2 separate regions of the Homo sapiens genome follow, and region 1 is linked to region 2. Evidence: chromatin loops called from intact Hi-C (ENCODE). Cell type or tissue: GM12878. All regions are shown on one strand. Links, peaks and the distances in the headings refer to the core of each region. The heading gives the core; the rest is flanking DNA.

Region 1 (9,096 bases), core at 630-8,629, 53 kb before region 2:
CCAAAATGGTATATTTCTGCATTCCTGCCAGCAGTATATGAGAGTCCCAGCTCCTCCACAGCATCACCACTCTTGGTGTGGCCAGTCTTTTTAATTTTAGCCACTCTAGTAGGTGCTTAGTGATATCTCATTGTGGTTTTGGCATACATTTTCTTAATGACTGTTAATGTTAAGCTTCTTTTTATGCTCTTATTTGCCATCTGTATTACCTTTAGTGAAGTGTCTGTTCATATCTTTTGACCGCTTTTTATGGAGTTCTTTGTTTTCACATTATGTGTATATGTATTATTTATATTCTGGATACAAGTTAGGTGTGTGATTTGCAAATATTTTCTGCCAGTCTGTGGCTCGTCATTTCAGTCTCTTAACAGTGCCTTTCAAACAGCAGTTTTCAGTTTTAATGAAGTCCAAATTTATCAGTTTGTCCTTTTAATATAGTGCTTTTGGTTTGGTATATAAGAAATCTTTGACTAACCTAAGGTTACGAAGGTTTATGTTTTCTTCTTGAAGTTTAGAGTTTTTACTACGTATACTTAAGCATAATTTATATCTACAGTTTATAGGTTTGTCAGAAATTTGGGCAATAGTATAGTCATTTCATGAAGCAATGAAAAACAGATATTTATGAACTCATTGAGTTATGCACAGTCTTCAATTTAAACATGTGTTATATTGGCAAAAATCACATATTACTAACCAAACCATAATATCCCCAAATGAGTAGACATTCGAGTTGCTGTACCTAACCAAAACACCAGACTTTATGGTAATTTTCAACAGAACATAGCGATTGATGATGTAGTCATTACTAGTTGCATTTTGGGGAGATTTTTAAAACTTTAATTTGGTATTTAGAAAAAAATGCAGTTTCAGCAATTTAGTTTTAAAAAAAGTTTGAATGTGCAGCTAACTCAGGCTTCATTCACCTTTCTCTTTATTTACTCAGAGTGGAAAAAGAAAGCCTGTCTTTTCAGAATCTGAACAATGTCTCATTTAGAATGATGAGTTCATCCAAGGAACAAAAATTGGCTTCTGTACCTTTAGAAAAAGGAACTGCTGTTAAATGTTGGGCTGTCATTTCAGTAGTTTGATGAATCCAGTTGTTTTAAGTGACCTCTACCGGTTCACTTACATGAATTCCAAAAACTTAATAGCAGATACACGCTGTGAATGATTTGCCCTTATTTCAGAACTTTGTTAAGATTGCGTTTTGGGGATGACTAGTATTAATTAACCAGTTTTTTTAAATCAGAAGTAAAGAGTAGAACTTGATACCAGTGTTGAAATTATTTGCAGGAAAATAAGACACAGGTATTTTGACCTGATATGAACTTAGTTATGAAGCAAATTTTTTTCCCCATATGATGCCATGAAAAGTTATAGTATTTAATTTATGATAATAATTTTAAGCTTTAGTATATCTGAGAACTACATGTGACTACTCCTTAAAAATCAATTTAAAATGTGATACAAGTGATTAGAAAATATTCCCTCCAGGTCTTTACTAGATAGTCATAAAAAGATTTGACTTATATATTACAAAGGAGAATTTTCATTTGTTCTTTGTGAATTTCTTCTCCTTTTCCTTTGAATCGTGAAGAAATGTTTGGAGACTCACAGGAAGAAAGTGGCAGTAGAGCTGCTTTACAACTGATACATTTTTTGAAGTAGAGATGGTTGTTTTACTGGCTTCTCATTTTTCACTGTCTCTCTCATTTTTTATTTAGAATTTTCTCCCAAACTGGTTGGCTTGACTGGCACGAGAGAAGAGGTCGATCAAGTGGCCAGAGCATACAGAGTGTATTACAGCCCTGGCCCCAAGGACGAAGATGAAGACTACATAGTGAGTAAATGTTCCAGTTTTAACCCATGGACCAGCTCCCAGATCCCAAATAGTCATAAGGCTTTCAATGACTGACTAGCTTCTGAGAAGAGAGAATACCTAAGATTATTGCAAAGTCCTTAGGAATTTTTTTTTTTTTTTTTTTGAGATGGAGTCTCATTCTGTCATCCAGGCTGGAGTGCAGTGGCACAATCTTCGCTCACTGCAACCTCCGCCTCCCAGATTCAAGCAATTCTCCTATGTCAGCCTCCCGAGTAGCTGGGATTACAGGTGCGCGCCACCACACCTGGCTACTTTTTTATATTTTTTGGTAGAGACGGGGTTTCACCACGTTGGCCAGGCTGGTCTCGAACTCCTGACCTTACCCGCCTCAGCCTCCCAAAGTACTGGGATTACAGACGTGAGCCACCGCATCCAGCCTCCTTAGGAATTTTGAATATTTGAAAGGATAATAGAAGCATGTTTTTTACTTTTTATTTATTTTCGAGACGGAGTCTCACTCCGTCAGCCAGGCTGGAGTGCAGTGGTGCGATCTTGGCTCACTTCGACCTCCGCCTCCCGGATTCAAGCAATTCTCCTCCCTCAGCCTCTCGCGTAGCTGGGATTACAGGCATGTGCTCCCACGCCTGGCTAGTTTTTGTATTTTTAGTAGAGAAGGAGTTTTGCCATGTTGGCCAGGCGAGGCCAGGGGGTCTCGAATTCCTGACCTCAGGTGGTCTGCCCTGCCCACCTCAGCCTCCCAAAGTGCTGGGATTACAGGCCTGAGCCACTGCGCCCAGCCAGAAGCAGTTTTTTAAAAGATGATTGTTTGATTTATATTCACTGTTCTCATAATTCAATTGCCTGTTTTTCTCTTATAGTGGCATATAGGATTTTAGGGCAGTTTAAAACCAGATACTTGGGTGCCATGTTGGAAATAAAGAGAAGCCATCATTTGGAACAACACTTATTTTAAAAAGATTGTGTTGGTTCTCACTGTGTCCCCAGTAGAGGTATCAGAAATTGCTCTTCTGGAGAACCAGTTTTAGGCCATGGAGAACTGCATTTTTAGGTTGAATGAGAATTCTGAAAAGCAAAAGATGAAAGGTTTATTTGCCCATTGACTATATGCCTTGGACAGTTAGGCGTTAAATATGTGCTTTTTAATGATAAGGAACAGAAATTCTGTTGTACTTGTGTAGCTCTTAAATTAACTATCTTCATATTCATCAGCACTGCCCCAGAAGCCTTAAGGTCATGCCCAAGTTACTGTGTTTCTTTTCTTGTCAGTGGTTTCACAGTGAAGCACCAAAAGGCATTAGCACCACCACTATCCACCAATTTTCCTCTCAATTTGGACATTTTTCTCCTATCATATGAAGAGTCGGCGTTGTATTTTAGCATTATTTCAGTATTTTTCTTAGTTGTCATACTCTGTTTTTTCTATAATATTGTTTGGGCAGAGTAATCCTAAGAGCCTTTCTAGCTGTGAAGCTGTCTTTGTAGAAAGAAAGATGGCCAAGACCCTGAGTCACTGATCCAGCAGCTCCCCATGGCCCATCCCAAGAGTTGAGATGCAGAGGGGATGGGATGTCTCACTGCAGTGCTTTGTCTCAACAGCCAACTATGATTTCTTTGTCCCTTTGAACCTGGAACGTGTGTGCCCCTGGAGCCTACAGCCTGAATTAAAAGCAAGGTTCTGGCCTGTTTGCCTTAATTAAGCCTACACAGTAATCCTGTCTTCCAGATGTGGTGCCTCGTAGAATTAGGGAAACTTGGATTCCTTGGAGTAAAAGATGAGAAAAATGAGCACTTTTCTTTAAGCCTTAATTGTAAGGAAAGTAGAGGGACCCTCCTCTGTTTTCCTCTTGCTGCTTCTCTAGCAGAATGAGAGAAGAGCAGAGAGCCACAGTGGCCAAAAGAGGAAACCATAGGAAAAGGACTTTCCGGACTTCTGTCTTTATAGAGAGTTGTATTAACTGGTTTTGAGTTTATCCGATGATGACAGCAGGAATAGATGAGCTCATCAGTCTGATTTCCAGCATTAAATGAGTTATATTAAATTGTTTAAATGTATACAGTCCTAAACTAGGTAACACTCCATAGTCTTGATGCTTAGAACTCATAACTCAGAGTCAGAAAGTCAAATCAGAAAGCAGTTGTACAAATAAACCCAAACAGCCTGCAAAACTTAAATTGAAAACATTCAGTTACATTGACAAGAGATTTTGCTGAAACCAAAGTGCTGCTCAGGGCAAGAAGGGAGGGGGTTTTGGTCAGACTGCTATCACATACCCAACTCTACTCAACTGCCCCTCTGCATTTTCTATTTAAAATACTTTGAAACCTTTAATCGTGTAGCCTGCCTTGCCTGGTTAGTGTTGATTTGGCAAGAATGTATCATATTCATGTCTGCCTGTAACAGCAGTGGGCAGCTAGGTGCCAGTGAGATCATGGAGCAAACACAAGCCTGGGCACTGAAATTTATACTCACAACACAGATAATCCAGAATATGGATATTAATGTTTTTAATTACAAATGAAAACAAAAATATGTAAGTCTTATGGAAACTTCTTGGACCTTGTAGAATGTATCTTTGGCCCCATTTTGAGAAATACTGGCCTACTGCCATAAGAATTTGACTTTTGATGAGATTCGATGAGGAATTCATGCTGTACATTTGCTAAATCATCCAATAGGGGGAGACATTCTTCAGCTTCTTAGGTTTTTCATTAGTATGACTTCAGTCCCTTGAGGTCACAGATTTTCATCCATAGGATGGTTTGGGAAACTTCTGTTATCATTTAAGGACCTGCAGGAAGTAAGGGGGTACCTTTAAGGTTAATGTTGAGATGTAATGGAATGAAGTTTTCTTAATCCCAAACGACAGCAACAACAGGCAAGCTTCTGGCTTTTGAGTGGACTCTTCAGAGTGATCGAACTGGGTATACCAAATATTTGGAATTCCATAGAAAGCTGGATCTGCACATTATTGTATTATATATATATAATACTATATTATTATATAGATATTAGTTAGAAAATACTTTTGAAAAAAGAATACAAATAGCTTTCAAACCTAAATGTGCAGTTTCATAATAAAAGAAATGTGAATTGTATAATGAGGTAACATTTTTCTCTTGGCTCAGCAGTGGTCAGAAAATCTGAAAATATATTGTCGAAATTGGAAAAGCAGGAAATAAACTGCAGGAGTGAATTTGGAACAGCAGGCACACTCATGCATTGTTGATAGGAATTAAACTCATACACCCTCTTCAGAGGGCAGTTTAACAGTATTTCTCACATTTAAAGTTATATACTTTTTATGCAAGAGATTCTACTTTTTGGACTTTATCCTATAAATATACCCTATGGCATTGTTTTTAAAGAGAAAAAACTGAAAATCCAGTAACCATTTTTTAACTACTGTGTATAATCTAACGTAGAACAATGTCCAATATATTGTTAAATGAGAAAGCAAGTACTGTAGAATATATTGTTACTTGTGTATAAAAAAAATAAGTGGTAGTGGATATATACACATAGTAGATGCAGAGAATTTCTTCGGAAGGATACAGAAGGAACTGATGGCATTGGTTCACTCTAAGGGGAACTGAGGCACTCTGGGTGTGAAGAGGGGGAGGGACATTTTCATTGTATACATTAACTGGATATTCGTTTTCTATGTGCATATATTACCTTTTCAAAAAATAATTCACACTAAAACGTAACTTGCACACTAGAAAAACTGAGTTGCTGCTCTCCATTAGAATTGGAGCTAGAGGCAACGTGGTGATAAAAGTTTGTGGACTTTGAAACTGGACAGATTCTAGGTTTTAAAGTTAGGCCTGGCACTTACCAATTATATAATTTACTCTCTCCAGCCTGTGATATCATTTGAAGAGGAGGAGAATACCTGTTTCATGGCTTAAGATGACATGTGAAAGAATTTGTCAGTTAATGCTAGTGTCCTTTTTCTATACAAGGAAGTACTAGAACTTGGAAGACCTCTGTAGACCTCTGTATTAGAATAAATGTCAATGTGCTCTGTCACAACCCAAAGGAATATTGAGGAGTGACCTCTGACAAGTTCGACAGATACAGATAAAATAATATTTTTGTTGTGTACTACAAGGTAATTTATATTAAGAACACTCAGAAAATAAGTCCCACATACTGTAGTTTGTTTTTTTTAACAGAGAATAGAGAAAAGGAAGAAATAGGGAGAAAGAGTGATGTAAGCTACAGAGTAAGGCTTGAAGAGAGAACTGGAGACTTAATTCTGATTTCTGTATCAAATATGTGGAGAAACGTAGCCCCCCGTCTTGCTCCTGCGGTGAACTATCCCACAGCACTTGGAATCCAGTTGTTGGCGCTCTTTTGGTGTACATTCTTTCCTTATGTGGGTAGGCAAGTGCTCTTTCCATTTGCTATCTTAAGAATGTGTGTATAAAAAATAATACCCTCACAGACATATAGTGCGTGCTGGGGTATGTTTGGGAGGTGTCTCCAGTTTGGTATTTGTAGTCACATTCCTGTCTTTCTTTGTCTTGCCAAATAGCAGTCAAGCCTGCAATAAATTCCAAGGACTCTAAGTGCCAAATCTCACTTAAAATTGGATTTTATGGAAGTGTCTAACTAAAAAATCTGATGACTAATCTAAGTTAAAGTTAGAGCTGGGACCATTTTAGGACTTTGCTGGGAAAATGGATGCTGAGTTTACGATGACTCTCTGGTTAGGGGGGCAGCATTTATGCTCCCGAGGATTTGCTTTCCAGGTGATGGATTGATTTCAGATAGGATTATTCAGTGGAGGAGACAAAAATTTCCTTGGGGAGAAAAATGTTTCTTTTCCTGTTTCTGTTTGAATTACTAATATTAAAACTAAATATTGTTCAAATTTATAGATTATTTAAACTAATGATTAGTTTTCTGATTTCTTCTCATAAAGCGTGGTAAGCAGAATTTTGGCAGTAATGAATGACAACCAGTTCTTTCTAAAACATGAATAAACCCAAGAACTTACTAAAGAAAGCAGTTTTTCACCAACACTTAATTCCATGTGATGTCTGTTTGTAACATGTTTAGGGTCTGAGGAGATATCTTACTCAAAAATGAAGGTATTTTTCAACAAGCATTGCTATTCCACAAACATTGACTGCTTTATGAAAGCCTGCAGCAGCTATTTCTTAGAAGGTGAATTCTTTTCTCAGAGTGTGTGGGTAAATATGTTAAGGATTAAACCAAAAGAATTTCAGGTTCTAGCTGATGTGACAAGCAATAACCAGTGCAGATGTTTAGGACACAAAAGATTTTAGACAATTTTTGTTAGGAATTTGCTATGATAGACTTAAGCCTATTCCATAAATAATAGATGCTGTAAAGGTTATTTAAGCATTAATGTAAAGTTCTCTTATCTTGCAGCATACATTCAGTAAAATAAGCAGCTTATTTTGGTAATCTTTGTCACACTCTCCCCCCTTTTCTCTGCAGGTGGATCACACAATAATAATGTACTTGATTGGACCAGATGGTGAGTTTCTAGATTATTTTGGCCAGAACAAGAGGAAGGGAGAAATAGCTGCTTCAATTGCCACACACATGAGGCCATACAGAAAAAAGAGCTAGCCAAAGCAGTGTTGCTGGATGCAGTATTCTCTTGCTAAGAGGAAGGAAACTGTCTCGCATAGGAGCCTATATAAATATAAACATATATACGTGCACTCTACAGAATGGCCTTCATACCATGAGAACATTTCTGTTTTGGATGGGGATGTTACCCTTGCGTTCAACCAAAATTGATTCTTGGAACTGTAAAGATTACAACCCAAAGTCTCCCAGGAAGCTGTGGGGAGACCAGAGGATCAAGCTGAAGTGAAGCCAGTGAAGAGCCCACCTGTGGAAGGACATGGCGGGGCGAGGCACAGCCAGTGCATTCCTGCCTGCGAACAGGCCCTCCCAGCAGCTTTGCCGCCTCTCCATCGTCTTGGGCCCTTGCTCAAATAGCTGTGGGACTGAATTTCACAGAAAAGAATATAATTTCCATAGTGCTCTTGCTTGCCTCTTCTTGAGTTCTTTGCTCTTCTGAGTTCTTGGTGGCTAATAACAGTCAGATTAGGGTCTCTGCCATTCAGAGTTGATGCTTGAAAACTTTAGTTTTCCTTATTAATGAATATCACTATCAGATTTGACTAATGAAGAGGAAATCTATTGTTTGGGGGAAAAAAAACATCAGTTTGATTTCTCTAGGGGTTCTTTTATGTGATTTTTAGCTAAGTGGTGTGCCAGGTTTTCAGTGACATACCAAATGGAAATAAGAGGATATTGATCACGAGTGTGATGCTGAGTACCTTTCTGCATATACTGGATTGTACTTTGTGTAAAGTAAACATACTCAGTTTTGCTGTTCAGACAAGCGTGATCTTTTTCATGGGTGATGAGTGGGTACATAGATGGCTGCACACAGTTCTCAGGAAAGAGACCCACAGGCTCCAGCGGGCAGGTGGGTGGGACGCTTGCTGAAGTGCAGTTCCCCAGACCCAGAGCTGAATTCACTGAATCTGCAGTATGATGCAGAGACCTGCTTCCATGACAGATACCCCAGGTGACTCGGATGCTGGCGGACTGGGACCATCCCTTAAGAAAGTGTTTTTTGGGGAAATAACTTGCCTGGCACAATGGCTAATGCCTATAATCCCAAAACTTTGGGAGGCCAGGGCCTGAGGATTGCTAGAGGTTAGGTATTCAAGACAAGCCTGGGCAACATAGTGAGACCCCCCCCCCCCGCCCCCATCTCTACAGAAGATTTTTTTGGCATGGTGGCACATGCCTGTAGTCCTGGCTACTCAGGAGACTGAAATGGAGTATCACTTGAGCCCAGGAATTCAAGGCTTCAGTGAGCTATAATCACACCACTGCATTCCAGCCTGGGCAACAGAGTGAGACCCTCTAGATATATCTATGTAGAGATACAGAAATTAAAATGAATTTAAAAATAAATAAATTTGACCCTTCTTTTGGTGTGTCAGCCATTGAAGAAAATGATTATTGAGTGATAGAATGAATCTTGGCTTTTGTTTCTAAATTTAACTGCCCTAGAATCCTGGGTTTGGCCTTTTTCTGCCAGAAGCTGCTGCCCTAGGGGCAAAGTTCTCCAAAAGTTTTTCAGTAAATCCTAAGATGCAACAAATATAATGCCTAGATAGACAACAGATTCTTTTTACATGATATGTTTCTACACGCACATGATAGAGGTCTTTTGGTTTTTAAATTC
Region 2 (17,220 bases), core at 1,961-9,960:
CAACCCAGCACTTTGGGAGGCCGAGGCGGGCGGATCACCTGAGGTCAGGAGTTCAAGACCAGCCTGGCCGACATGGTGAAACCCCGTCTCTATTAAAAATACAAAAATTAGCGAGGCATGGTGGTGGGTGCCTGTAATCCCAGCTACTTGGGAGGCTGAGGCAGGAGAATCGCTTGAACCCAGGAGGCGGAGGTTGCAGTGAGCCGAGATTATGCCATTGCACTCCAGCCTGGGCAACAAGAATGAAACTCTGTCTCAAAAAAAAAAAAAGTTTAAGGGAATGTTATTTGGAGTTTTCGCCTAGAAAATGTGGCTTCACCCAGCCCTGGTGCATCCTCACAGGTGAATCCATCCTCGGCTGGCAGTCACAGCCAAGACAATGAAGAAAAGAAGTTTGGTAGCCACATTTTTTTTTTTTTAGACAGAGTCTCACTCTCTGTCACCCAGGCTGGAGTGCAATTGTGTGATCTCGGCTCACTGCAAACTCCGCCTCCCGGGTTCAAGCGATTCTCTTGCCTCAGCCTCCTGAGTAGCTGGGACTACAGACGCATGCCAACACACACGGCTAATTTTTGTATTTTTAGTAGAGACAGGGTTTCACTGTGTTGGCCAGGCTGGTCTTGAACTCCTGACCTCGTGATCCGCCTGCGTCGGCCTCCCAAAGTGCTGGGATTACAGGCGTGAGCCACCGCACCCGGCCTATGGTGGCCACTTTTACCATGTTGGGGGATTCACGTCTGGAGCCATAAAGCCCCATTCTATGTTTTTCTCTTACCTCTATGTAAGCATATAAACTTGAACTTACCCTATTCCCCCAAGAGTCTAACTAGAGATATAAAGCTCTAAGTATTTCCCTATGTATTTGTCGATAACAAATCAATAAACAGCTGGAAACACCTGCCACTGGGGAGGTCTGATGGGAGTTATTAGGTGCTCCTGGTAACGTTTACATTTACAGTTCTTCTCAATGGATTTTTTTTTTGACAGACATCAGTCCCACCTTCCAGTAGTTTACAACAATATCTTTTTTTTTTTTTTTTTTTTTGAGATTGAGGCATGATCTTGGCTCACTGCAACCTCCACCTCCTGGGTTCCAGTGATTCTCCTGCCTCAGCCTCCCAAGTAGCTGGGACTACAGGTGCCCATGACCACGCCCGGCTAATTTTTGTTTTTAGTAGAGATGGGGTTTCACCATATTGGCCAGGCTGGTCTCAAACTCCTGACCTTGTGATCTGCCTGCCTCAGCCTCCCAAAGTGCTGGGATTACAGGCGTGAGCCACTGCACCTGGCCTACAACAATACCTTATCAGTTCTGCTTTCAGTTTCCTTTTCATGAACCATATACCTTCTCCCTGAAGAAGAAACCATATCTTATCATTTTCTGTCTCCCCAGATCTTAGCACAGTGCCCTACACATAATAGAAAGTTGGTGAGTGAATGAGTGAATAAATGAAATGAAACTATTTCCTTCTGGACACAGGTGAGCTGAGTCGTCAGCTGGAAGAAAAAGAAAGCATAGTATCCCAACTTTCCAGGAGCAAGCAAGCCTTTACCCAGCAAACAGAAGAGCTCAAGAGGCAGCTGGAGGAAGAGAACAAGGTACACCATTGAAGGAAGACTTCTTTGCCCTTATTTTTAAATATCACCTGTAGGAGGAAAAAATAAAAGGCAACTTCATTCAGAAGGTGGTGATAGAAGGGACACACTTGGATTGTATCATGCACCTGGCACTAAATATATCAGGTGCTCTTCTCTTTTTAACTTCTGCAGGCCAAGAACGCCCTGGCGCACGCCCTGCAGTCCTCCCGCCACGACTGTGACCTGCTGCGGGAACAGTATGAGGAGGAGCAGGAAGGCAAAGCTGAGCTGCAGAGGGCGCTGTCCAAGGCCAATAGTGAGGTTGCCCAGTGGAGAACCAAATACGAGACGGACGCCATCCAGCGCACAGAAGAGCTGGAGGAGGCCAAGTGCGCAGCTCTGTTTGCTTTTAGAAGAACTACTTAGGAATGAATTCGATGAATTTATTTTTATTACTAGGCGTTTCCCCATCTCATGTGTCTTTAAATGCGGTGCTGGGCCATTAGAGGGACCTGGCGTTAGCACATTTTATTAAAACAAACAGCTTTGATCTTGGTCAGACACAAGGCAAGTTATTGATCCCAGATTTTGAGTAGACAGGAAATTCTCCTGGGCGTATAAAAACACATGGGTGTCTGAATCACATAGATTAGTGATTCCAACTTGATGAATAGTGATGTTCAAGTGGATGGAAACTGAAATAACAGCTGCTTCTCTTTCATATTCTTTAAGGAAAAAACTTGCTCAGCGCCTTCAAGATTCCGAGGAACAGGTTGAGGCAGTGAATGCTAAATGTGCTTCACTGGAGAAGACCAAGCAGAGGCTGCAAGGAGAGGTGGAGGATCTGATGGTTGATGTTGAAAGAGCCAATTCCTTGGCCGCCGCTCTGGACAAGAAGCAGAGGAACTTTGACAAGGTGTGGGGTCCGCTGTGTGCTGGGTGAATGCCATGATGTAAGGGATTCCTAGCAGCCGTGGAAGGAGGAGAATGCATCCCGGACCTGACTCTGCCCTCACCAGCAGTGTGGCCTTGGGCAAGTCCCTGAACTTCACCGGGCTGTAGTTTCCTCATCTGCAAAACAGAATGGGAATGGGCTGGGGGTAGAGGTCCCTTTCAAATGTTGTCCGTGGAAACAAACCAATTTCTACAATGTCCGTGCAGTCCTAAGCATTTTTCCTTTCCGTACTACTGGTCTGTCTAAGCTGAGATCCTATTGGGAGGCTTTCTGGAAGCCCTTCTTTCAAGATGGCAGATAAAGTTGATTGGAACCAATGCTTTAATGAAATATTTAGAAGTACAGGGCCCTTTTTATATTAGGAAAAGGACAATTATGCCCAGCTAATTCCTTCTCAAAGGATCTATTTGCTTTTTCAAGATGGCAATTGTTCCTGACTCATTACCTTGAGTACATTTATGGAACAGAATCTTGATTAGCCCAATAATCGACAACAAGGAGCCAGGCAAGTGATGCCAAGTGTAGCCCTAACTCTGCATTTAATTTAGTTATTTAGTATTTTGTTAGAAACCTAGAGGAGAGCTCAGAAACGGAGAGAACTTCCGTCCGGTGTTTCAGGTGTTGGCAGAGTGGAAGACAAAGTGTGAGGAGAGCCAAGCAGAGCTGGAGGCATCCCTGAAGGAGTCCCGCTCCTTGAGCACTGAGCTCTTCAAACTGAAAAATGCCTACGAGGAAGCCTTAGATCAACTTGAAACTGTGAAACGGGAAAATAAGAACTTAGAGCGTAAGCTATTCGAAACCCTCTGAAACCTCCTCCTTTCATGCTCTATTGCTCGAGAGCATGCTGGCGTGGGTGTGGCTTCATCACTCAGTTTCCTGCACACATGTGTGTTAATGCACATGCAGAAAGTGTTCACCATCTGACGGGTTACGTTTTAGCCTCTCTCTGTACAATATCTTATCTCTAGGAAGCAGGAAACCTTAGGATTATAATAAACCAGGTAAAAAGCATTGAGTCAATGCTTTGCATGTCTGGAAACCCACGCAGAGGCGCTCATATGCAACTGAAACTTACTTCTTTACAGAGGAGATAGCAGATCTCACAGAACAAATTGCTGAAAATGGCAAAACCATCCATGAACTGGAGAAATCAAGAAAGCAGATTGAGCTGGAAAAGGCTGATATCCAGCTGGCTCTCGAGGAAGCAGAGGTGAGTGCTGGGAGGCAGGCTCAGGCGCAGATGCAGCCATGGTGAGCCACGGCCAGGGAGGCTGGCTGCTCCATGCTGTGTCTCCATTTTTGCCTTTGTCAAATCACAGTCCTAATGCCTGCTGCTTTCCCGTCACACAGCAAAACTGTGAGGCTGAATAATACCTGTGAATTATCTTAAATTTATTGGAGAAGACTGTCATATTAAATAGGCCTAAAGATGAGATTTTACAAAATATTACATGAATTAAAAATATCTAGAAAGTGCTTTATGCTCCTAAGAAATATGATTTAAACATTATTATTGGTTGATAGTATAATCAAAACCAAAAAGCAATGAAACGTGCTTTTATTTCTGCACTGAAGATAAATTTGGGACTTTTTTTTTCTTGAGACAGAGTTTTGCTCTTGTTGCCCATGCTGGCAATCTAGGCCCACTGCAACCTCTGTCTCCTGGGTTCAAATGATTCTCCTGCCTCAGCCTCCCGAGTAGCTGGGATTACAGGCGGGCACCACCATGCCTGGCTAATTTTTGTATTTTTAGTAGAGACAGGGTTTCACTACATTGGTCAGGCTGGTCTCAAACTCGTGACCTCAGGTGATCTGCCCCCCTCGGCCTCCCAAAGTGCTGGGATTACAGGTGTGAACCACTGCACCCGGCCAATTTGGGGACATTTAAAAAGTGAATTGTGACTATTGTAGGATTAGATTTAGGACTATTCCATTGAAGTTTTGTTATCCTGCAGGGTAGTGGAGCTGGCTCCATACCATCACAGACACTATTTGATTTGCTTTTGTTTCTTAAAGGCTGCTCTTGAGCATGAAGAAGCCAAGATCCTCCGAATCCAGCTTGAATTGACACAAGTGAAATCAGAAATTGATAGAAAGATCGCCGAGAAGGATGAAGAGATCGAGCAGCTGAAGAGGAACTACCAGAGAACAGTGGAAACCATGCAGAGCGCCCTGGACGCCGAGGTGCGGAGCAGGAATGAAGCCATCCGGCTCAAGAAGAAGATGGAGGGGGACCTGAATGAAATCGAGATCCAGCTGAGCCACGCCAACCGCCAGGCGGCGGAGACCCTCAAACACCTCAGGAGTGTCCAGGGACAGCTGAAGGTTTGAGAGAACCCATCGGGGAAAAACCTCTCTCCTCCTCACATACTCAGAAATGTAGGCTGGGCACAGTGGTGCACGCCTGTAGTCCCAGCGCTCTGGGAGACTGAGGCAAGAGGCTCACTTGAGCCCAGGAGTTTGATACCAGCCTGGGCAATATAGCAAAACCTTATCTCTACAAAAAAAATAAAAATTAGCTAGGCATGGTGGCACAAGCCTGTGGTCTCAGCTACTTGGGAGGCTGAGATGGGAGGATTGCTTTCCAGGAGGCAGAGGTTACAGTGAGCTGAGATCACGCAACTGCACACCAGCTTGGGTGACAGAACAAGACCCTGTCTCAAAACAAACAAAACAAAACAAAACAAAAACAAACAAACAAACAAACAAAACTCAGAGATGCAGATGAGGCTCGTGGTCCTAACGCCTCAACTTCAAATAGAATGTTCGTTTTTCTCTGGCTAGGATACGCAGCTCCACCTGGATGATGCCCTCCGGGGCCAGGAGGACCTGAAGGAGCAGCTGGCGATTGTGGAGCGCAGAGCCAACCTGCTGCAGGCCGAGGTGGAGGAGCTGCGGGCTACTCTGGAGCAGACGGAGAGGGCCCGGAAACTGGCGGAACAGGAGCTCCTGGACTCCAACGAGAGGGTGCAGCTGCTGCATACCCAGGTGAGGGGAGGGAGAGGAAGAGAGGCGAGGTTCCAGCCTCATACGCACCTGGTTAACAGCCCTCCTCTTGCCCTAGAACACCAGCCTCATCCACACCAAGAAGAAGCTGGAGACAGACCTCATGCAGCTCCAGAGTGAGGTAGAAGATGCCAGCAGGGATGCAAGGAACGCTGAGGAGAAGGCCAAGAAGGCCATCACGGACGTAAGGCGTCTCCTTCCTGCTGCCCTCGGGCTGCCGGGATTGCATTGCATTAAAGCCCTCACATAGTTAGACAGGTGCGGTCTCCCCCAGCCACACCTGGTGCACATTCTGCTCCCCGAGGGCTCCCATCTCCGCTCAAACTCCCCTGTTCCCTCCTGCACTTTAGAAGAAGGGCATAAGAAAAAAAGGCAGGAAGGGATTATATCCTAGTAGTTCTGCCTGTGGAGAGGTGTGCATGTCTTTCCTTCAACATCTGACTTATTCCAAATATGAAAACAAGAACCTGAGGTGTTAATATCCCACACATTTTTCCCTTCCTGGGTCTCCGAGGCTTTCTCCCGGCGGCCCACCGCGCTAATGGCGCCACCTGCTGCCTGGCGGGAGAACTTTACCTCGAAGCGATTTTGTTGTTCCTGTACAGCCTTAATTCTCCAGAGGCCTTCCCTTAATCTCACTATCCCCAAATCTATGAGGCTGAGTATCAAGTCAGACTACTCTAAGTCTCAAGCTCCTTTGAAAATATATATTGGTGGTAATGAAAAAAGAATTTCCCTGGGGCAGGGGAGAGTTTCAAAGGAGGCCAGCTTAAGAAAGGGAAGAAACTGTTTCCCAGCCTGTCGCTAAAGTTCTCATTGCCTCATTGATTAGGTTATTTTATCTACTGGGTGTAGCTCTGGCCCTCTTCCAGGGTGGCAGAGTGTGCTTCATCACAGTCTCACCCGTTGTCCTTTTTCTTTCTTTCTTTCTTCCCCCACCCCCGAGATGGAGTTTCACTCTTATTGACCAGGCTGGAGTGCAATGGCGAGATCTCGGCTCACTGCAACCTCCTCCTCCTGGGTTCAAGCAACTCTCCTGCCTCAGCCTCCGGAGTAGCTGGGAATACGGGCATCTGCCACCACGCCCAGCTAATTTTTTGTATTTTTAGTAGAGATGGGCTTTCACCATGTTGAGCAGGCTGGTCTTGAACTCCTGACCTCAGGTGATCCACCCGCCTTGGCCTCCCAAAGTGCTGGGATTACAGACGTGAGCCACCGCGCCTGGCCTGTCCTTTTTCTTTAGCATGGTCTCTGGTCCTCCGAGGTCCCCAGGTTTTGACAGTTCCAAGGCACTGGAGCTTCCTCTGCATCCTAGCAAGTCCCATGTGCTTTTCAGGCTGCCATGATGGCGGAGGAGCTGAAGAAGGAGCAGGACACCAGCGCCCACCTTGAGCGGATGAAGAAGAACCTGGAACAGACGGTGAAGGACCTGCAGCATCGTCTAGATGAGGCCGAGCAGCTGGCGCTGAAGGGCGGGAAGAAGCAGATCCAGAAACTGGAGACCAGGGTGTGTGCAGGAGGAACCCCGCCTGCGCTGAGCTTTCCAGCCTCCCAATCACGCTGCAGCCCCAGACTAATTTCCCCACCCTCTCCCCCAGATCCGAGAGCTGGAGTTTGAACTTGAGGGAGAGCAGAAGAAGAACACAGAGTCTGTTAAGGGCCTGAGGAAGTATGAGCGGAGGGTCAAGGAGCTGACGTACCAGGTAAGTGGAACGCAAACGCCATGATCGTGTCCTCTGTGACGTGCAGATTCTCCATCAAACCACAGGAAGAAACACTTTGGCCCAGAAAGCTGCCCATGCCGTGTGCAAATCTGCCCCCTCCTCTCCAGTGACATTCCCACTTTCTCATTCTTAGAGTGAAGAGGACAGGAAGAATGTGCTGAGATTGCAGGATCTGGTGGATAAACTGCAAGTGAAAGTCAAGTCCTACAAGAGGCAGGCGGAGGAGGCTGTAAGTGAGATAGGTGCTGACTGCGGCAGGCAGACCGTGCTGTTTCCCGTGGTGAGTTCTGAGAGAGGCGCGTGCTGATATAACCTGCCTGGGCTCTTTGGTTTTAGGATGAACAAGCCAATGCTCATCTCACCAAATTCCGAAAGGCTCAGCATGAGCTGGAGGAGGCCGAGGAACGTGCGGATATCGCAGAATCTCAAGTCAACAAGCTCCGCGCTAAGACTCGAGACTTCACCTCCAGCAGGGTGAGTCGCTGAGCTGGGAGGAGCCCCCCCCCAGGGACTGTAGAAACTTCTTAGCTGGAAGGAACCTCAGAGAACCCTTTACTTTAGAGCTGGGGAGTCTCAGGCTCAGGAAGAGAAAGTGCTTAAAGTCACTTAGCTGACTGGACCCTCGCTAGAATCCTGGTCTGTGAGTCACAATAAAAACCGCCATCCTGCACATGTACACCATGGAATACTATGCAGCCATAAAAAAGAATGATATCATGTCCTTTGCAGGGACATGGATGAAGCTGGAAGCCATCATTCTCAGCAAACTAACACAGAAACAGAAAACCAAACACCACATGTTCTCACTCATTAGTGGGAGTTGAACAGTGAGAACACGTGGACACAGGGAGGGGAACATCACACACCGGGGCCTTTCCGGGGGTGGGGGCGGCAAGGGGAGGGAGAGCATTAGGACAAACAGCTAATGCACGTGGGGCCTAAAACCTAGATGACAGGTTGATAGGTGCAGCAAACCACCATGGCACATGTATACCTATGTAACAAACCTGCACGTTCTGCACATGTATCCCAACAAAACAAAACAAACCGCCATCCTGAAAAGGAGCGAGCGGGTCCCACTGAGCTCTTTCATGCGCCCCCTGCTGGTAACAAAAGGCTGCTGCAGGAGCCCCCTCCAGAGCCCGCTGAACACACAGCATCCGACAGTAGGTCGCTGGGTCTCCAGCGTTTGGGGCTTGCTCTTTCGGAGGGCCAGTTTCTCAGGCTATGGGGTGACTTCATGTGTGCAATCGTGCGTTTTCCCAAGGTCCAAAAAATATCCTGTGTCCCACTGAAGTAGGCAAGCAACTCTGATGCCAGCCGGCAGAAGTGGTGGGTGGGAATGTGTCTCTGCCACCCGACTTGACTCCAGGTGCCTACTTTCTTCCTAGATGGTGGTCCACGAGAGTGAAGAGTGAGCCAGCCCTTCTGGAGCAGGACAGAAGATATGCAAAATGTATATTTTCTTGATTCCTGACCATTGATACTTAATGTCCATGTGACTCTTTTTCACATGCAATAAACTTTGCTTTGTTTCAATCTGGGGCCGCTTTGCTGTATTTGTTTTCCTCTTCCCCATGCAGAAATGGTTCCTAGTTTGATGGTTTGTATGCTCGGAGGTGAAAGCTTTGTAAGCAGATGGCTCGGTAAATTCAATTGGTGTGTGCATGTGCGGAGGGAGAGATGGCTTTTGGCTTAAATCAAAAAGGAAAAAAAAAAACTTCCGGGTTAACCTTTGCTTTGGTGGGGAATGGGAGGGAGAGCTTTTCAAAAGAGTCATCTCTTAATATGACATGAAGGAAACACAAAGGTAGGCTCATGAAAAGCCCTTGTCTTGAGTTGAATAAGGTTATAAAGCAAAGGCCCACATTCTCCTTCTTTACATTCTAGTGGGGAAATACATCTGAAATCTAGTAAATATTTGTTGGGCAGCTGTTCATGTAAGCACTGTGCTATCAAAAATACATAAATGAATAAAAAAGAGGCTGGCCCCTTCAAGCGCTCAGTCTAAATCTACTACTGTTATCTTAGATCAGTGTGCACTATTTCAAAGCTGCACAACAGAAAATCCCACCCCTGACCCAAGATAACCTTGTCTTTACCTTAAGAGGGAAGGAAGGCAGGAAGTCAAATAACTATCTGGTTGACTTGCTACTAGAAAGAGCATCTTCTAGCCTGGGATCCTTTGTTTATTGTCATCAGTAAATTTATTAGCAATAGCTGCCAAGTTCCCTTCTTTGTCTGATTCCAGAAGATTAGGGGACCTAGTTTGACTCAGGTGAGAATGAAAGGCCAAGGGGTGTTCTCTCCAGATGTGGGGGAACTCAACAAATCATTTAGCTTTTTCAATAAATAAATTGCAAAGAAAAAATATAAAACAAATACAAGGGAGACCTGTAGATTAAAAGATACTTAGTGGACCTATCCGCCAATTGCACTGTGTGGACCTTGTTAGGATACTGCTTTGTACAAACACGCTGTTAAAAAATAGACACACACACACACACACACACACACACACACGGTCCAATTGGTAAATTTGACTATTGACTGGATATTGATGGTGACATGAGATTATTGTTCATTTCACGGTATAATGTGATTTTGTGATTATGCTTTCTAAGATAGTCCTTATCTTTTAAAAATACATGGTAAAGGCTGGACGCAGTGACTCACGCCTGTAATCCCGGCACTTTGGGAGGCCGAGGCGGGCAGATCACGAGGTCAAGAGATCAAGACCATCCTGGCCAACATGGTGAAACCCCGTCTCTACTAAAAATACAAAAATTAGCTGGGTGTGGTGGTGCCCTCCTGTAGTTCCAGCTACTCGGGAGGCTGAGGCAGGAGAATCGCTTGAACCCAGGAGGCGGAGGTTGCAGTGAGCCAAGATCACACCACTGCACTCCGGCCTGGAGACAGAGCAAGACTCTGTCTCAAAAAGAAAAAAAAAAGGTGGTAAAATATGTACATACCAGAAAGGAAGAGTAAGCGAGAGATCGTTGAAGTAAACTTATTTTACAGAACTTATGACTTAAAGAATTAATAAAAGAGGCCCCTGATGCATTTTATGCAGAACTGGAGTGCCTCTGCACTTGAAAATACCTGGGGCCGTGGAACCCCCTGTGTCCACTTATTGGCAAAGTGTGACATTTCCCACAAAGGAGAAGGTGCGGAGTTTGGTGCTGGAAGTGACCTGTGACTATTTCTATTAGGCTCTGATTTTGTGAAGGATATAAATGAAAAGATTCATTTTCTAAGAGTGAATATTATGACCAAAGTCACCCATGTTCATTTATTCCATAAAAAAAGGATGCCCACGACTATAGAAAATGTAAGCTGTGTTATTAAGAAGCAAAAAATGAAAGCACCAATTCCATTCCAAATCAGGAGCTGCCGTGCCACACGAGCCAGAGAGGGGGTCTCCTCCGACCATGGAGAGGAGGAGGATGAGATCAGCCACTATTTACTGAACTCCACCCATGTGCACTTGGCATGCACTCTCTCGTGCCCTCAGCATACAGACTTGGCGATGAGGAGATGGACCTTATCACCCACTTTACAGATGAAAAGACGAAACTCAGTGATTTGTTCAAGGTCAAAATGGCAGAGCTGGATTCTCTCTAGATCCTAAGACTCCTTTACCCTACAAAGTACTAACCTTCTACCGGGGCAGCCGGCCACATAGACAGGCGAAATCCCTCAAAAGAGCTGGCGCACAGGGTAAAGCTGTGTTGAAACTGGGCTGATAGAACCCAAAGCGTGCTTCGTGTTTTCTTTTTGATGATCGACTGTTTCTGTTAGCGTCCTCCAGGTGTTTCTCTATAACCCTCCTCTTGTCCACCACCTCAGCCCACCCCATCCTCAGAGAGCCTCTCTTAAGATAGGACCTTTGACCATTCAGTAGGAACTTGGGTGACTTTAGCTCATTTGCAATATCCACTGGCTCTTTCGTACATGGGCTCCAGAACAGGGTGGCAAAAGAATGAAGGGCGCCTTCTCTTCAGGCTCACTTTTTTGGGTGAGCCTCTCCAAATTAAGGACCATTTCTTATTATATTTTTTATTTTTATTGAGAAGGAGTCTCACTCTGTCACCCAGGCTGGAGCGCAGTGGTGCGATCTTGGCTCAGTGCAACTTTTGCCACCCGGTTTCAAGCAATTCTCATGCCTCAGCCTCCCAGGTAGCTGGGACTACAGGCACACGCCACCATGCCTGGCTAATTTTTTTGTATTTTTAGTAGAGACGGGGTTTTACCATGTTGGCCAGAATGATCTCGAACTTCTGACCTTAGGTGATCCACCCGCCTCGGCCTCCCAAGGTGCTGGGATTACAGGTATGAGCCACCACACTCAGCCATTAAGGGCCATTTCTAATTACTTTTCCTTTTCATAAATAGCCTTGTTTTTTCTCTTTTATTCTTTTTTTCTGGTGTTGGGACATGGAATTTATTAACCTTCTCCTTGTAATCCTCATACTATCCAGAAACCTCTGGCTTTCTGAAATTTTTATTGAGTCTTAAATCTCTTAGCAGTGGATTTGTATTTTTTATTACCTTTTATAATTTTTTAATTACACAAGAAATACATGGCCAAGCACAAGATTAAAAAAAAAAATCTGTCAACTATAAAAGGACTGCCAGCAAGGAGGGTAGACTCTTTCTTTATTTGGAACGGCTGAGATCTCGATTTATGATTGGCAGATGGCCCGCTTCTTAAGGACATGTGAGGGACACAGTTTCTAATAGGAGTAACATGTCCTTATGGGGGAAAACTGGTTGCAGTTTGCAGTCCACCACCAGCTGGTGAGGGCGGCCTTTCATTTCTCCACGCCTGGATCACCCGACAGCTGAGAGCTTTAATAAAACAAGTGTGCCTAGGAATGTGGGGTGAGCGAGCCACCCAGAACACAGATGTCTATTTACACCCCTACCAATAATCCCGGTGCTAAAAACAACAGCAGCTGGGAGGTTCTGAGGCTGCCTGCTGGATCTGAGCGGCGATCCGGTTACCCTCAGCAATGCTGAGACATTCTGGAGGCGCTCATGCCCCAACTGCTGTCCATCCGGAGCCAGGGGATGGCACAGATTATTTTTATCTCAGATGTTTCATGCTTTCCATGGCAGTGAGGAGCAAGAACTCCCAACTCCTGGGCTTTGATGAGTCTTCTTTGTGTGACATTAAACTGGACATGGCCCTTGTTCAAAAGTCCTGGGGAGATTTAGGAGGGGGACGATAGACACCCTTAGGTGGCCTTCATGGGGAAGCCTGGCGCGAACTTGCTGAGAGAAGGGGCAGCTTAGGTAAAGCATATGGAGAGGTGTCATTGACATAGGACTCCTTAGTGACTCAGGGATATGGAGACAAGATGAGGTGAAGCCTCACACCTCAAGGACAGTAAAGGAAATATAACTTTCCAAATAATAATGATGAAAGAACAAAACCAAACCAAGCCCATAGGGGTCCTGTGTGATAGAAGATGGTGACAAGGTGACACCCTTTTATAGTCAGAGAACAAAAGAAAGCCCATCTCTTGGATTGAGTTCCTAGCAGGAAAAGTCAAGTGTTGGAGCAATCTGTGTGGCCTTGGGGAAAACAATTCTTTCTCTGTTGACTTTCTGTCTCCGCATTTCGGTAATAAAGAGAGAATGATAAGGCAGAAGTGGTTCTTTTTTTTTTTTTTTTTTTGTGAGCAATCCTGGCCATGAACTTGGTTTTCTTGGCCTGGGGAGTGGGCATGGCTGTTTGCAATTCACACTGCTCAGAAGCCCGAAGAGAGGATCGAGCGTCCTGGCAAAGGCCCGGTGGGGAGGGGTGCTGCCACGCGAAGCCAGAACACCCTTAGCAAAAAGCCCAGGGCCAGCCAGAGCTTCCTGCTCCAAACTTTGCTGCTAGAAATTTCAGATCTGTGTTTCCTTGTACATGTATTCATTCATCTGTCATTTACCAACTGCCTATGCCATGCCCAGGAACAGGTGATGGGAGGAGCAGAGATACCCAAGAAAGACTGGGGAGAGGGAGCGAGGAAAGAGCTCACGTCTTAAAGCCCTAAGGCTCCAAATGAGGATGGGAGGAGGGGATGGAGGGAGACATATTTCCAAACATGGCCCAGTCTCAGCTCCAGGAGGGCAAGACGAGCATCCATAGCAGCTGTGCCTATTTTGGGCCTGGGATCTCTGTCCCAAGAGCAACAGGTGTTGAGACCTGAAGGACAGGTGGGCGTTTATTTTGAGGGCCTCCTGGCATCATTTCCAGAAACAGAGACCAGCTTTTCAATTCATTATCTCCAGCTACAATCATAAAATGTCTTCCTTTACTGCTTCCTAGTGGCCCACCAGCCTGTGGCTCTCGGAGCCTGCCTCATCACACAGGCGCACCCAGGGGGACTTGCAGGTTTCTGGGAAGGGGAGAGGTTTGGGCTATGTGCCCCTCTCTGGACTGGTGAGGGGTAAAGTGCACATTCTCCTCACAACCACATCCCACTCCTGAGAAGGCCACAGAGGAGAGAGTCAAGTCAGGAAGGAAGGACGACAACGAGGCGGATACAAGCTGGCCCTCTCTTGCCACCTCACCCCAAGGTGGGTACTCCCAGCATCTGCCTGTGCTGACGATGGAAGGACAACAGCAGCCACTTGCAGAGAATGCTATCTAAATATGAGTATAATTTCCAGCACCATCCCACGGGGCAGGCAGAGGCCGCGAGCATTCAGACGTGATGTTCCTTGCTGAAAAGTAGATTAAAAGGACATGAATTTTTACCTTTTTAAGTGACTTGCTTTCAGCCCCACAGTAAATCCCGGCTGTGTCCCGGTCTTGCATGTAGTGAGTGATCCATAAATACACACTGATTACACTCTATGTGACCACAGTTGATCTCCCATGGCCAAGAGCATGCAGCCCCGCAGGGCTCACTCTCATCCTTTGAGAATGAGGGGTTGTTTTCTCTGGGAAGACCAGCACTTCAGCTGCAACCTCAGCAGGTCCTGTTGCAAGCAGAGGGAGCCCTCAACAGGGTGTCTCCTGGCCGCCTGTCTCTTCTCCCCGCTCCTTCTCCTGTGTCCACTTTAGGGAGGGGTCAGAAGGGCAGCGCCAGCCCCAAACCTGGAACGAGTGCAGCAACGAGGGACCCCAAACTTCTAACCCCCAGAACAGCTCTACAAGCTGGGATTTGAATTCGTGGCTCACAGCCCAGGGGCATTCCACTGCTTGCTCAGGGCTGAGCACAGAGTCAGTGTTCATTCAACATTGGTTTCCTCCCAGCCTTCTTCCTTCAAGTTCTGTCTTGCCTTGTAATGCTGAGAATCCATTGCCTTCATGTCACTGTCTGAAATATGGGGGTGGAGATGAACATGAGCTTTTTTGTTTGTTTGTTTTGGTGGCTGTTGCCACCTCTGTAAGGAAATATTAATACTAGGTCTATAGTTTAAATCATCCTGTGTTGCTGAGTTAAAAAGACAGTTTGAATATTAAGTGTTACAGAAAAAGGAAGAAGCAATTTTGGGCAGTCTCTTCCTGCATGTCATGGCTCAATTGAAACGAATTTTTGGCTTGCATGGTGATATGAAGAGCTGGTGATCTGGGGTACACATGGTTCACCAACCATTTGGCCCCAAAGTGTGTAGTGTTCAAGACAGACAATGTTACAGCTGAGTCCATTCAAGTTAGTTAATACAACTTAGTCCTACTTAGGCCTATTTGAAACACAACTCTGACCTGTCACTGCTCTGCCCAGCAACTGTGAATGCCCCCTCCCGGCCCATCAGTTTAGTACACTTGCCTCAGATGGATACTTATTATTATTATTATTATTTTTGTGATAGAGTCTTGCTTTGTCACCCAGGCTGGAGTGCAGTGGTGCTATCTCCGCTCAGTGTAACCTCCACCTCCCAGGTTCAAGCAATTCTCCTGCCTCAGCCTCCCTAGTAGCCGGGACTATAGGTGCCCACCACCACACCCAGCTAATTTTTGTAATTTTGGTAGAGACGGAGTTTCACCATATTGGCCAGGCTGGTCTCGAACTCCTGACCTTGTGATCCACCCGCCTCAGCCTCCCAAAGTGCTGGGATTACAGGTGTGAGCCACCACGCCAGGCCGCCTCAGATGGATACTCAACCTGTCCTTCCACGTGTGCCCGCAGATGTGGCTCCCCTTCACTACTCCCGCCCAGCCATCTCCCCTTGAAATCTTAACACACCTCAGGCTGTCTTGGTCCTCCCCACCCACCAGTGGCTACGCCCCTATCCTTTGTGCACCTTTTTAGGGGCATTTTTAAATACTCCCTCTACTCTCCCTGAGTAGCAGTCATGACTTACACTGTCCTACTTACCTTTGTTTGTATCACAGTTCCTATTCCCAATACTTTGTATTTTCAAAGCTACACACACACAGTCATTGGAAGAACACTCAAGCAGGAATGAGAAAATCTCTGTTCCAGTCTTCACTTTCCTTCCAGTTTCTTTCATAATCTTTGGCATCTCACTCTCCAGGTTTCCGGTTCCTTACTTGAAAAACGAGAGGTCTGAACTATTCCAAGGGTTTCTAAACCTAGCTGGGCATCAGCATTGCCTGGTTTACTTTTTTTTTTTTTTTTTGAGATAGAGTCTCACCCTGTCACCCAGGCTGGAGTGCAGTGGCGTAATCTTGGCTCACTGCAACCTCCGCCTCCCGGATTCAAGCGATTCTCCTGCCTCAGCCTCCTAAGTAGCTGGGACTACAGGCACCCACCACCATACCCAGCTAAGTTTTGTATTTTTAGCAGAGACAGGGTTTCACCATATTGGCCAGACTGGTCTCAAACTCCTGACCTTGTTATCCACTCGCTTAGGCCTCCCAAAGTGCTAGGATTATAGACGTGAGCCACCATGCCTGGCTGCCTGGTTTACTTTCTTTAAAAAAAAATTCAGAATTTAGGGCTGCACCGTCAGAGATTCTGAGTCAGTAGGTTGGGTTGGAGCTGGGGAATCTGCATTGAAACGTTCCCTGGTGATTCTAATCATCTGCCTAAAGGTAAACTCTTAGAGCAGTTGTTTTAAAAAGCGGATTCCTGGGCCCAAAGCCAGATCCACAAAACGGGAATTTCCAGGGGAGAGACCTGGTAACTTGTATAGTTAATAAGCACCCAGGTGACTTTCATCATAAAGCTTGTCTGGGAAATGCAGGCCTAGATCTCTGCTACACAAAGTTTTCCAAAGACCAGCAGTATTGTGTCACCTGGGAGCTTGTCAGAACTGCAAAGTCTTAGAACCCTCCCTAGGCGACTGGATCAGAATCTGCTTTCTAATGAGATCCCTGGGTGACTGGCAGGCACAGCGGGGTTTGAGAAGCATGGCTCTAAATCAGTGATTCTCAAACTTGAACATGCCTCGGAATGCTCTGCAGGGCTTGTTGGCTGAAACCCACCTCACCAGACCCCACCTTCCAGGTTCTGATTCTCAGGTCTGGAATGGGGCTCAAGGTTTTACGGTTCTAGCAAGTTCCCTGATGATACTGATGCTGGTGGTCCAGGGACCACCCTCTGAGAACCAGGCCCTGGAGGATTTCTCAAAACTCCATGTCCAAGAGTGAAACCTCTCCATTCTGTTTTTTTTTTGTTTGTTTTTTTTTTTTTCTCTTGCTAATCTTCTCTGGCACTCAGGCACTCATAAAATCCTATTTGCCACCCTAGTGTCTAAGATTCTGGGAATTAATTAACAGTATAACCAAGTGCTAAGCTGTTGGCACAGGCAGCATTTGTTACTAAAGTTTCCAGAAAGTCACAATCTCGAGGCTGGGTGAGGACATCCCCATGGAGAAGTCCTTTCCTCCTTCCTCTCCCTCGGATTGGATATGTGGTGGTCGGTGATGCTGCTCCTGGGACTGTCATGTCAAAAGTGGCCTGGAGGCCAGGCGCAGCGGCTCACGCCTGTAATCCCAGCACTTTGGGAGGCCGAGGTGGGTGGCTCACCTGAGATCAGGAGCTCGAG

What was found. Hi-C counts contacts between places; a loop is a spot of excess contacts. Peaks named below come from ENCODE experiments on the same cell type or tissue, not always from the same donor. Only the 100,000 strongest peaks of a DNase experiment are listed, where the experiment ranks them.
Region 1: it touches region 2 in a loop (11-fold over the local background); 17 of 110 quality-filtered maps call a loop at or near these places.

The regions. Positions count from the first base shown.
Region 1 is chr17:10,679,474-10,688,569 of GRCh38, reverse strand. It overlaps SCO1 (synthesis of cytochrome C oxidase 1), which reads left to right. Exons shown (of 6, transcript NM_004589.4): 5 at 1,728-1,843; 6 at 7,317-9,096. The coding sequence ends at 7,451. Among named protein-coding and RNA genes, the nearest start is that of SCO1, 14 kb to the left of the region's middle. In GM12878, for the core only: a CTCF peak has its summit at 4,514 (motif pointing right); no DNase peak of the experiment used is centred there.
Region 2 is chr17:10,620,114-10,637,333 of GRCh38, reverse strand. MYH3 (myosin heavy chain 3) reads left to right here. Exons shown (of 41, transcript NM_002470.4): 29 at 1,481-1,599; 30 at 1,771-1,967; 31 at 2,311-2,494; 32 at 3,152-3,317; 33 at 3,619-3,743; 34 at 4,550-4,858; 35 at 5,318-5,521; 36 at 5,598-5,723; 37 at 6,876-7,046; 38 at 7,138-7,242; 39 at 7,397-7,492; 40 at 7,600-7,737; 41 at 8,655-8,802. The coding sequence ends at 8,681. It overlaps LOC124903927 (a long non-coding RNA gene), which reads right to left and starts at 6,702. Exons shown (of 3, transcript XR_007065620.1): 1 at 6,666-6,702; 2 at 5,570-5,753; 3 at 2,486-2,649. MYHAS (myosin heavy chain gene cluster antisense RNA) reads right to left here. Exons shown (of 11, transcript NR_125367.1): 11 at 11,794-14,582. RefSeq lists enhancers at 1,248-1,367, 3,063-3,222. In GM12878, for the core only: a CTCF peak has its summit at 6,093 (motif pointing left); a DNase peak (open chromatin) is centred at 3,363.